3 separate regions of the Homo sapiens genome follow, and regions 1 and 3 are each linked to region 2. Evidence: chromatin contacts called from ENCODE Hi-C or POLR2A ChIA-PET data. All regions are on one chromosome and are shown on one strand. Each heading gives the region's core, a stretch centred on a gene start or an enhancer-like site at or near the end of the contact. The rest is flanking DNA. Distances are from core to core; before and after follow the strand shown. Region 1 holds the start of BRPF3-AS1 (BRPF3 antisense RNA 1). Region 2 holds the start of SCUBE3-AS1 (SCUBE3 antisense RNA 1). Region 3 holds the start of SRPK1 (SRSF protein kinase 1).

Region 1 (2,937 bases), core at 101-2,600, 940 kb after region 2:
AAAGCCGCCTAATGCATTAAATTAACCAAGTCAGGTTTAAAGTGTTTCCCATGCCCACAGTGACAGACGAGTTACCAGGCATGCTTAAGCAGACTGTCAAACTTTTGTTTACTCCTTTTAAACGGAAAGTCAGATTTTTTTTTTTTTTTTTTAAAAGATGTGTGGTGCGGAACAAGACGCTCACCTGTACACAACAAAGGCAGGTCTTTCCCGGCTGTCCTCACTGGGGGAGGGGATGGACAATCGCTAGACCTTTGTCCTCAGGTCCTGGGCATGGGGGTTAGGGGAGACGCGACTTTCTGGGAGTCGTGCAGGCACCTGCAGTCAAGAAACTACATATTGGTTTTGACCTCAATGACTGCCCTGGCTTAACCTTTGGAGAGGCCCTTTAGTTCGGGGAGGGGGCTTGCTGCTCCAAACCGTAGCCACGTCACCCACAAGGACTGGGGAGGAAATGACTGACCGCTCAAGAGTCAGGGACCCCTGTCTCTCCCAACTAGACCCGAACGTCCACAGCCCTCTTATCGGGCTCGCCCCGTGGCGGGCAGGGCCGTGGTGCGCAGGGATCGCGGCGGGCGCAGACCCGGTCTCTTGCTCGGTGTCCCCGCCGCGCCCGCACCGCCACCGTGAGGCCGAGCCGGGGATGGTGCCCCGTGGCGGCGGCGGCGGCGCCTCCGCGCTCCTCTCCGCACCGCCCCGGCCGCCGCCGCGCCAGGCACGGGCGGGGGGATTTTTTTCCCGTTTCCCCCTCTTTCGCGCTCTCGCTCCTGTTCAGCGGGAGAGCCCGCAGAGTCAGGGAGGGAGCGAGGGAAGGGGTGGAGGTGGCGGGGGGAGGCCGGAGGGGCGGATCCTGCCTGGGGGCTGATCCCTCCCTCCCCTCGGCCGGGCTCCGTGGCGGCAGCGGCAGCAGCGGCGGCTCCATTCCCCCTCCTCCCCCGGGAGCGGCGGCGGCGGCCGGGCCGGGGCCCCAGCGCGGGCCGGGAGGGGGCACGGCGGAGGCCACGGAGGCAGGCGCGGGAGAAGACCGCGCTCCGCTTCCCGGGCCGCGCCGACCTGCTCGGCGGCCTGCCCGCCCGCGCCCAGGGGCCCCGAACGGTGGGGCCGGGCAGGCGGCTGAGGTAATGGGGGCGGCAGCGGGGCCGGACAGAGCGGGGGCGGGGGCATCGGGGCCTTCGGGGACCAGGGACTGCACGGGGGGAAACCGGAGAAGCGGGGGGCTTTCCGAGCAGGGCGGGGGCGGTGCGAAAGCTCTCTCCTGGAGCGAGGGCGGCGGCAGGGAAGGAGAAGGCGGGTGAGCGGGGGAGCTGAGAAGCGAGGACCCCCTCCCGCAGCCGCCATCTTGTCTCCCCCCCCAGCCCTGGATTCCGAGCCGCTAAGCCCCGCCCCCGCCACGCCTTCCAATTGGCCTGGCCAGACGAGAGTCCCGCCCCTTGAGCGGCCCTAGGTCCCCTGGGTCCCTCTGACGGGCAGGTGACGCAGCCAATGGGTTCTCGCCTCTCCGCCCCGCTCATTCGCTGGCGCTCGCTTTCTCTGTCTGAGGGTCGGACTCCACGTCAGGCTGTCTCTGGTGCGCTCGCCCCTCCCCTCTGAGGAGATGTTATTTCCCTCCTTTCTTCTCCGAGGGGTCAAGATTCTTCTGGAAGAGGTGCCCCCTTAAAGGAGCAGGAGCCTTGGCTGGGGTCCTCCTTGTCTCCTGAGTATCTTGTGTGAGGTGCAGGGGATACAGTCTAATTGCAGAAGCTCCTCATTCTTCGGGGACCTGGATGGGGTGGGTGAGCGAGGGGTCAGGGGGTGCCGAGGGGAAATCTGGGGGGGCGGGGGTTGTTGGAGATATTTTGGAGGTGTGTATGTGGGAAGGGCTGTGTAGGTTGAGAAACTCCCGCCAAAAAACTCGTCTAGACTGTAAGCTCCTTGTGGGCGAAACTCTTTTCATTTCCCTCATCAGCAGTCCCTTCCCCCTCTAGAGTTTCTCCCCGGTGTCTGGAGGCGTGGGTGGGACAAAACACGTCTGTGTAGAGTCTTGCATGGTCGAGAGATGCTTGAGCAGCCGAGGAGGTGGCAGGTGGGGAAGGAGAAGATGGAGCGGCTTTCATGAAAGTGGGCGCCGCACCGCCTGTCTGCGCTGTTTGGGGTCGGTGTGGAGGCAGATGTTCTCACCTCTTCTAGGGCCTCGGTGCCTTTGGAGGGGTGGGTGATGAAGCAGGTCTGTTGGCCCTGTCTGCCCCCAGGGACTTGGCATTTGTAAGGAATCCAGTAGCCAAGGGCCTCTGGAACCCGGACAGAATTGCTGCGATGATTCTGTTTCCTTTGGCTCCAAATGGGGTGTGTGCCAGCCCGCCTGGCACTGCTCCTCAGCCAAATTGGTTTTTTGTTTGTTTCAGTCACACTTTGGGATTGGAAGGCCTTTCAAGTAAAGATGTTAATAATACCTTATTAACAAGTAGCACCTAGAGAGCTAGATTGTGTTACCCTCATTTTACTGATGGAGTATGGAGGCATAGAGAGCTTAAGGGACTTTCTCTAGGTCACAGAGGGCCAAGATTAGAACCTAGATTGCCCCAGAGCCTCGTTTTGTACCAGACCATAGCACCTCTGTGGTGTTCTTAATTCCCACTGAGAGGAATTGAGCATCGGAAGACCTGGGTTCAAATTGTAGCGTTATCACTTACTAGCTTTACGTTGAGTGACATCTTTCTGAGCTTCTGTGTAGATGATAATAGCTACACCATCTCCTAAGGTAGTTGTGAGAAATATTAAAAGTAAGAGGGCTTTGTAGTTTGGAAAAAGTGCTTTTATTATCACCGTCTCTACTTTATATAGATGGTAGACCCTGCAACCAAGGCGATGAATTGTTTTTCTCTTTGAAATCTTCTCTTTGTTCATATCCTTCCAAGTCTGCCCACACCATGGGGCCCTGTATCCCCAAAGGTCTCTCCT
Region 2 (2,700 bases), core at 9-2,508:
GTGATCCGCCCGCCTCAGCCTCCCAAAGTGCTGGGATTACAGGCGTTTAAGCCACGGCGCCCGGCCTATAAGTTATTTTCTATGGGAAATAACTTGTCAAACTTCCACCAAAAAGGAATGGAAAGAGGGCAGCATAGTGGCCAGGCAGTTTATTTCCATACTAGGAGATACAGAAGGGATTAATTCTAACCGTAGGAATTCTAACCATCAAATGTCACTCACTGGCCTACCTAAACTGAACTCTGGTCCCAGCCAGAACAAGTCAGGAAGAGGGGATGTCTAAGACCGAAAGGGGGGCTTTCTAGTTAAGCTCTTCAGGCAGGAGAGGAAAAGGATGCCCGCATCCCCAAAGACACCTTTAGCTACCACAAGCCCCAAACCCCGTACTTTGTAACTGTGTCTAGTTTACGTCCTTTAAAAATTATTCTTATTAAGTTAAATTGTTTTCGGGGCGGGGAAGATACAAAAGAAACCAGTTAAAGTCTGAAAGGATAGAGAGGGGAAAGTTTCTCACCTCATTCTTCCAGCCACCCAGTTCCTCTCCTAAAAGGCAATCTTTACCAGTTCCTTCTCTAACGCCCCTCCTTTTTAATTTGATTTTTTACCGAAAGCTCGCTCCCTTTTAATTTTCCCTCAGGTTTCTGAAAATTTCCCAATCGCAGCCCCTCCCAGCAGGGAAATAGTAAAGGGGCTTGGTTTTTATGTTCAACCCAAAGCAAGCCTACAAAAGGGAGTAGTCGGTTTCGAGCCTGACGGTGGAGCTGACGCGGGAATGAGAGAGAACCTGAGAAGACCGCCAGGGCGCCCTCCCTGCGGAGGCGAGTCCCTCACCGCCCCTCTACATCGTCCTTTTCAATAAGGAGCTCTTAATACCTGCAACTGCTTCCTTCAAGGGGTGGCTGGAAGATCAGTAGGCAAGGCCTGCGGACTGCGCACCTTAAAGCGCTTCGGGACCGTAAGACAGTGAGTGCTGAGCGCGCGGCCGGGAAGAAGCCTGGAGGCTCTGAGCTCGGAGGACAGAGACCGAAGCCCCAGGGCCTGCGTCCCTCACAACCTGCGCCTCCTGTCCTCCCGCGCTACTCCCGAAGCGCACCTTCTCGCCCGCAGGCCGCAGAAGTGATGACGCAAAGCCCTCGGGGCCTCCGCCACCTCCTCACGCTTCTGCTGGACCGAATCCTTGGAATGGACAGGTAGCGGTTCCCGATTGCTATAGCGACGACCCGGCTCCGAGCCGCGCCCAGGCCCTGACCCGGGCGTCGTGACGTCAGCACGCCTTCCCTGGGCGCTCAGCCTCGCTGGCCATGCGTCACCCCGGCCTTGGTGGGGGCGGGGCTCCGAAGAGCTCGGTTCAGATCCCGGCCGCCTGGGCTCCAGGAGCCCCGGAACCAGGATAAGTTGGATGGCTGCCGCGGCGAAGCGGGGGGCGGGGTGGACCGTGCCCGGTATTTTCTATACGGGTTCCGGGGCCCGGTAGAGGCGCGCCAAGAGGAAAGGAAAGTGCGGCGGCCCTGGAACCTGGATATCGCGCGAGGCAAGCTGCGCGCGGGCGGGCGGGCTATGGCGCAGGCGGGTTGTGGGGCCGGCGCTGGTGGCGGGGCCCGGTGCATGGCGGTCTGTCGGCGGAGTCGCCCTCGGGGGCTGTCAGGTTGGTGGCTGCGGGAGGAGTGGGCCAACCATGCCCAGGGCGGGAGGCCGGGCGGGCGCAGGACCCCGGGAAGGTCCCGAGCCCGGCGTGCCCACCTCCCTCCGGCCCTAGCAGGGCGGCCTGGCCGCTGGACCGCGGCCGGGCCCCCTCCCCCACCCAGGGTCCCTGCCCCTCTTTTCCGCCTTGCGGCTCCTCCCCCGTGACTCCCAAACCTCACCCCGTGACGGCGCCCGCCTCCACCCTTGTGACCCCACACCCCACCCACTGACCCCAAGACCTCACCAGGTAACCGTTGGTTATTATTCATTGGCTGCTAACCCAGGAATTTCCCCAGCACTTCTCAGAGACCCACCAACCAGTGACTCCCTCAGTTTTAATCCGGTGACTCACATGACCCTGAGATCCCCACACTCCTCCTTAGTGACCCCCAAACCTGGGTAACCCTCCTGGCCCAGTAACCCCCCCGATTCTACCTTGTGTTCCCCACAAACTCGGTGACTCCCCTCAAAACTCTGCTGGCGACTCCTAAGCCCTACTCCAATAGTTTTCCACGCACTCACCTTGTACACAACCCTCAGTATCTTTATCCTGTAGCCGTATGACCCTCGTTCCACGTCTGCCTTTATCCTAAAATCACCCCCACTGGCATCTCTCTCTGCGATCCCAGCCCTTCAGTGTCAATCAGCACATGACTTACAAGCGTCCAGCACCTTTCTGGTGCTAAGGAGGATATAGAGATTAATATGAAGTAGTAATAATTGGAGGCATCAGAGAATTCTGGATCAATCCAGAATCCAGTCAATCCAGTGTGTGGTCCCAGCTCTGTCACTGCTGTGCTTTAGGGACCTGTGAGAAGTCCCCTCCTCAGTCTGGACCTCAGTTTCTCATCATGACTGTGATGAGGTTGGGTTAGATGATCTTTGAGTTTCCTTCCGTCTGTGAAATTGTGAAATTATGCAGTTCTCAGTCAAGATAATAATTTTTTGCAATCATTTTTGTACCCCACCCTGGAAATTTCCTCTTGTAACCTCATCCCAGGATCTGCTTGCATCATG
Region 3 (2,950 bases), core at 379-2,878, 660 kb after region 2:
CCACAAAACATCAAATAAATGTAAAACTATAAAGATAATACATCTAAAATTAAGATGTATTAATAACTAGGCATACAAGCTCTCTCTGAATACAAAGTGTGTAAGAGCTGATTTCCAAGATCCTTTGCAATTAAACGTTAGTACATGATGAAAGTTCTTAAGGCTTAGCCTCACTTGCTGCTAAGCCTGCTACCTGAGTTTCTACTAGGCTGTGACCAACTTTTGAACTTGCCACGATAGCACTAAACTACTGTTATGCATCCTACTGATAAAACTGGACATGTGGCGCTTAATACGCCAAACCAGAATCATCAATGTTTGTTAAAGAACTCTCCCGTTACTATTGTGATGTCCACTCCGGAAGATTATCTGCATCTGGTTGAGGTTTAGACAGAAGAGAAGCAGTTAACAGACACCGACTGTATACACAGCGGTCTGCCGGCACACTGCAAAAAAGCCGATACGCCTTACAGGCTCAGGAAGTTGACTAACCCAGGGAAAAGCCCCATGCCCTCCTCTATGAAAGGGAGTGTGTGGTTGGTAGAACCCAAAGTAAACACGGAAAAATTCATTCAAGAATTTCCTTAAGGCCTACCGTGAAGACGTCGGAGGCAAGTTAAGACGTTGGGGAGCAGGTAAGAGAGACCAGAGTTCAGAAACAGACCGATAATGATCTACCAGCTCCGGTGGGGAGGTCCAAGCTAGGGGAGTTTGTGCCTCCTCTGTGGAGTTGGGGAGGAAAGGTACCGGGCGGGCTCTGGTCCTCCTCCGACAGCCCTTTCCAGCAGGCCCGGGGCTGCTAAGACCCAGGCCTGGCGTTGAGCAACAGCAGCTCTCTTCCACATGGTTGCTGGAGAGCGACCCTCCGAGCTGCCCCGAGGCCATGTGGCTGCAGCCACAGGGTGCCCAAACCCGGTGCACGTTCAAGACGTGAAACCAGAGCAGAGAAGGTGCCGGAGGAAAATCCAAAGAATGGGATGTTGGGGTACAAGACTCACTTCCTTTGGGCTTTGTCCTTCTTGGCCTTGGTCCTTTTCTTTCGGGCCTGGAGCGCAAGCACTGCAGGAGAGAGGGATGGATGAAGGGCGAATGTGGAGGAAAGGAGGCGACCAAGGTGAGGGTGGAGACCCAGCAGGGGCGCCAGGCCCGGCTGCGGGGCCTGCCTCGGGGGCGGCTGCGGGCTCCGGCGAGGCGGCCGGCCGTGGGGCTGGCGGCCCACGGGGCGCAGAGCAGCGCCCGGGCGGGATGCGCCGGAGGGGTCTCAGGCCGGGTCAGGGGGCGGGCGGGTGGGGGTCTGCGTCGCCCGCCAAGGGCCGGGCCCTGGAGTGGCCCCAAGGCGCGAGCCGGCCTGGCGGGGAACAAGGGGCGGCTACGGCCGGCGCCAGAGGACGCCCGGACTGAGGGGCGCGGACCCGCAGCCCAGAGGCAGGGGGTGTGGGGCGGCGCCACCTCAGTGGAGGGGCGCCGCACGTCCGGGAACCGAACCGCGGCAGTTAAGCGAAGCTCCCGGCGCTGACCCGGGCCTCGCCCCGGCGACCATTGCCCCTCGTGGCGGAGGCCGCTCCACCGCTCACCTTTCCGCTCCATGGTGAGACCGGTAATCGCCAGGCGCCTGCGCACTCGAGTGGCGGCGACTCCCGCTCCCGCCGCGGCCCAAAACCGAGCCCGCTCACACTCCGCCCTCAGTCCCGCCCCACCCCCGCCCCACGATGCCGCGCGCTTGCGCGTTGGGCGCGGAGCCTACCACCTGCTCCCGAGGAGGGGGCGGCAAGGAGAGGGAGGGGGCGCAGCGGGGAGGAACGCCGGGGTGAACGTTGAAGGAGTGTTAGAGATCCAAGCTTGGAAACCTGGCAAGGTTAGTTTTGTTCTATTTGTTTAGAAAAGGCGCAGAGAGCGGCAGGGCTCTCTGCATGCTGCTGAGTCAGAGCTTCGGAGGCAACTGGGATCTGCCTCAGTTTCCTGGCCTGTAAAATGGATTAATCAGGCATGTCCCAGTTTCTCCTTCCCTGAGCTATTGTGAGCCCAGTTGAGATACTATTTAAAGAAAATGGAAAAAAATTACATGTGAGAAAGAAAAGGGAGTGGGAGCAACACAAAAAGACTGGAAGGAAAGAACCTGTGACCCTATTATCACTTGAAAAGTAAAAACTTCAAAAGTGAATTTTCTCTTGAAATTTCAAGTTTAAGTGAAAGCTGTAAAGGAAAGAAGGGGAAATGAGAATAAAAACGTTTAATGTTTTCTTATTCTACCACCTTCAATACATGATAAAGCTGTCTTGTTTATAAGTTTTTTTTGTTTTTATTTTCTAAGTGCATTATCTCATTTGATGTTTATGGCAACTTAAAGGCAAAATAGTTATTACTTCCATTACACAAAGACACTAAACTTAAGAGGGCCTGCCTATATGTTCAGAATCTTGGTGTACGACCCAGTTATTTAATCATGAAGCCCTTATTGTATAGCAGGCTCAGCAAAGTTTTTCTTTGGGCCGTACAGTAAATATTTAGGCTTTGTGGACCATAAGATCTCTTTCTCAGCTACTCAACTCTGCCATTGGAGCTCAAAAGCAGTCATAGAAAATATGGGCTGTGTTCCTATAAAGATTTATGTATGGACACTGAAATTTGAATTTCATATAATTTTCACGTCATAAAATGTTCTTCTATTGATTTAAACATGGTCTTTGTTAGGTTTTGAAGGGAAGGTGAGGGTTAAAGAAAGACAGAGAGAGCAGTCTTGCTCTGCTGCCTAGGCCGGAGTACAGTGGCATGATCTCGGCTCACTGCAGCCTGGACATCCAGGGCTCAAGTGATCCTCCCACCTCAGCCTCCCAAGGTGCTGGAATTACAGGTGTGAGCCACTGAGCCAGGCCCTTTTGATCTTTTTTCAACCGTTTCAACGGTTATTCTTATTTCAGATCTTAGTTTACCAACCCATGTTGTAAAGTAC

The links. Hi-C counts contacts between places; a loop is a spot of excess contacts on that map. ChIA-PET counts read pairs that join two places held with the same protein, here RNA polymerase II (POLR2A). Pooled maps may share reads with other maps.
Region 1: a loop to region 2 is called in a pooled map, with 15 times the contacts of the local background. The contact joins the promoter of BRPF3-AS1 here to the promoter of SCUBE3-AS1 in region 2. A Hi-C loop is called at or near these places in 8 of 50 pooled maps.
Region 3: a map of naive thymus-derived CD4-positive, alpha-beta T cell shows a loop between it and region 2 (21-fold over the local background). The contact joins the promoter of SRPK1 here to the promoter of SCUBE3-AS1 in region 2. A Hi-C loop is called at or near these places in 1 of 168 maps with a recorded cell type or tissue (naive thymus-derived CD4-positive, alpha-beta T cell) and 9 of 50 pooled maps. POLR2A ChIA-PET finds 5 or more read pairs at or near these places in 1 of 52 experiments (H1).

What each region holds. Positions count from the first base shown.
Region 1 is chr6:36,195,853-36,198,789 of GRCh38, forward strand. BRPF3-AS1 (BRPF3 antisense RNA 1) reads right to left here and starts at 1,351. Exons shown (of 3, transcript NR_187147.1): 1 at 185-1,351. It overlaps BRPF3 (bromodomain and PHD finger containing 3), which reads left to right and starts at 892. Exons shown (of 13, transcript NM_015695.3): 1 at 892-1,118. RefSeq lists a silencer at 507-1,246 and an enhancer at 1,597-1,646.
Region 2 is chr6:35,258,197-35,260,896 of GRCh38, forward strand. SCUBE3-AS1 (SCUBE3 antisense RNA 1) reads right to left here and starts at 1,259. Exons shown (of 4, transcript XR_001744102.2): 1 at 1,094-1,259. ZNF76 (zinc finger protein 76) reads left to right here and starts at 1,539. Exons shown (of 14, transcript NM_003427.5): 1 at 1,539-1,645. RefSeq lists silencers at 1,522-1,641, 1,652-1,971.
Region 3 is chr6:35,919,470-35,922,419 of GRCh38, forward strand. It overlaps SRPK1 (SRSF protein kinase 1), which reads right to left and starts at 1,629. Exons shown (of 16, transcript NM_003137.5): 1 at 1,575-1,629; 2 at 999-1,059. The coding sequence starts at 1,587. RefSeq lists silencers at 1,292-1,881, 1,912-1,971.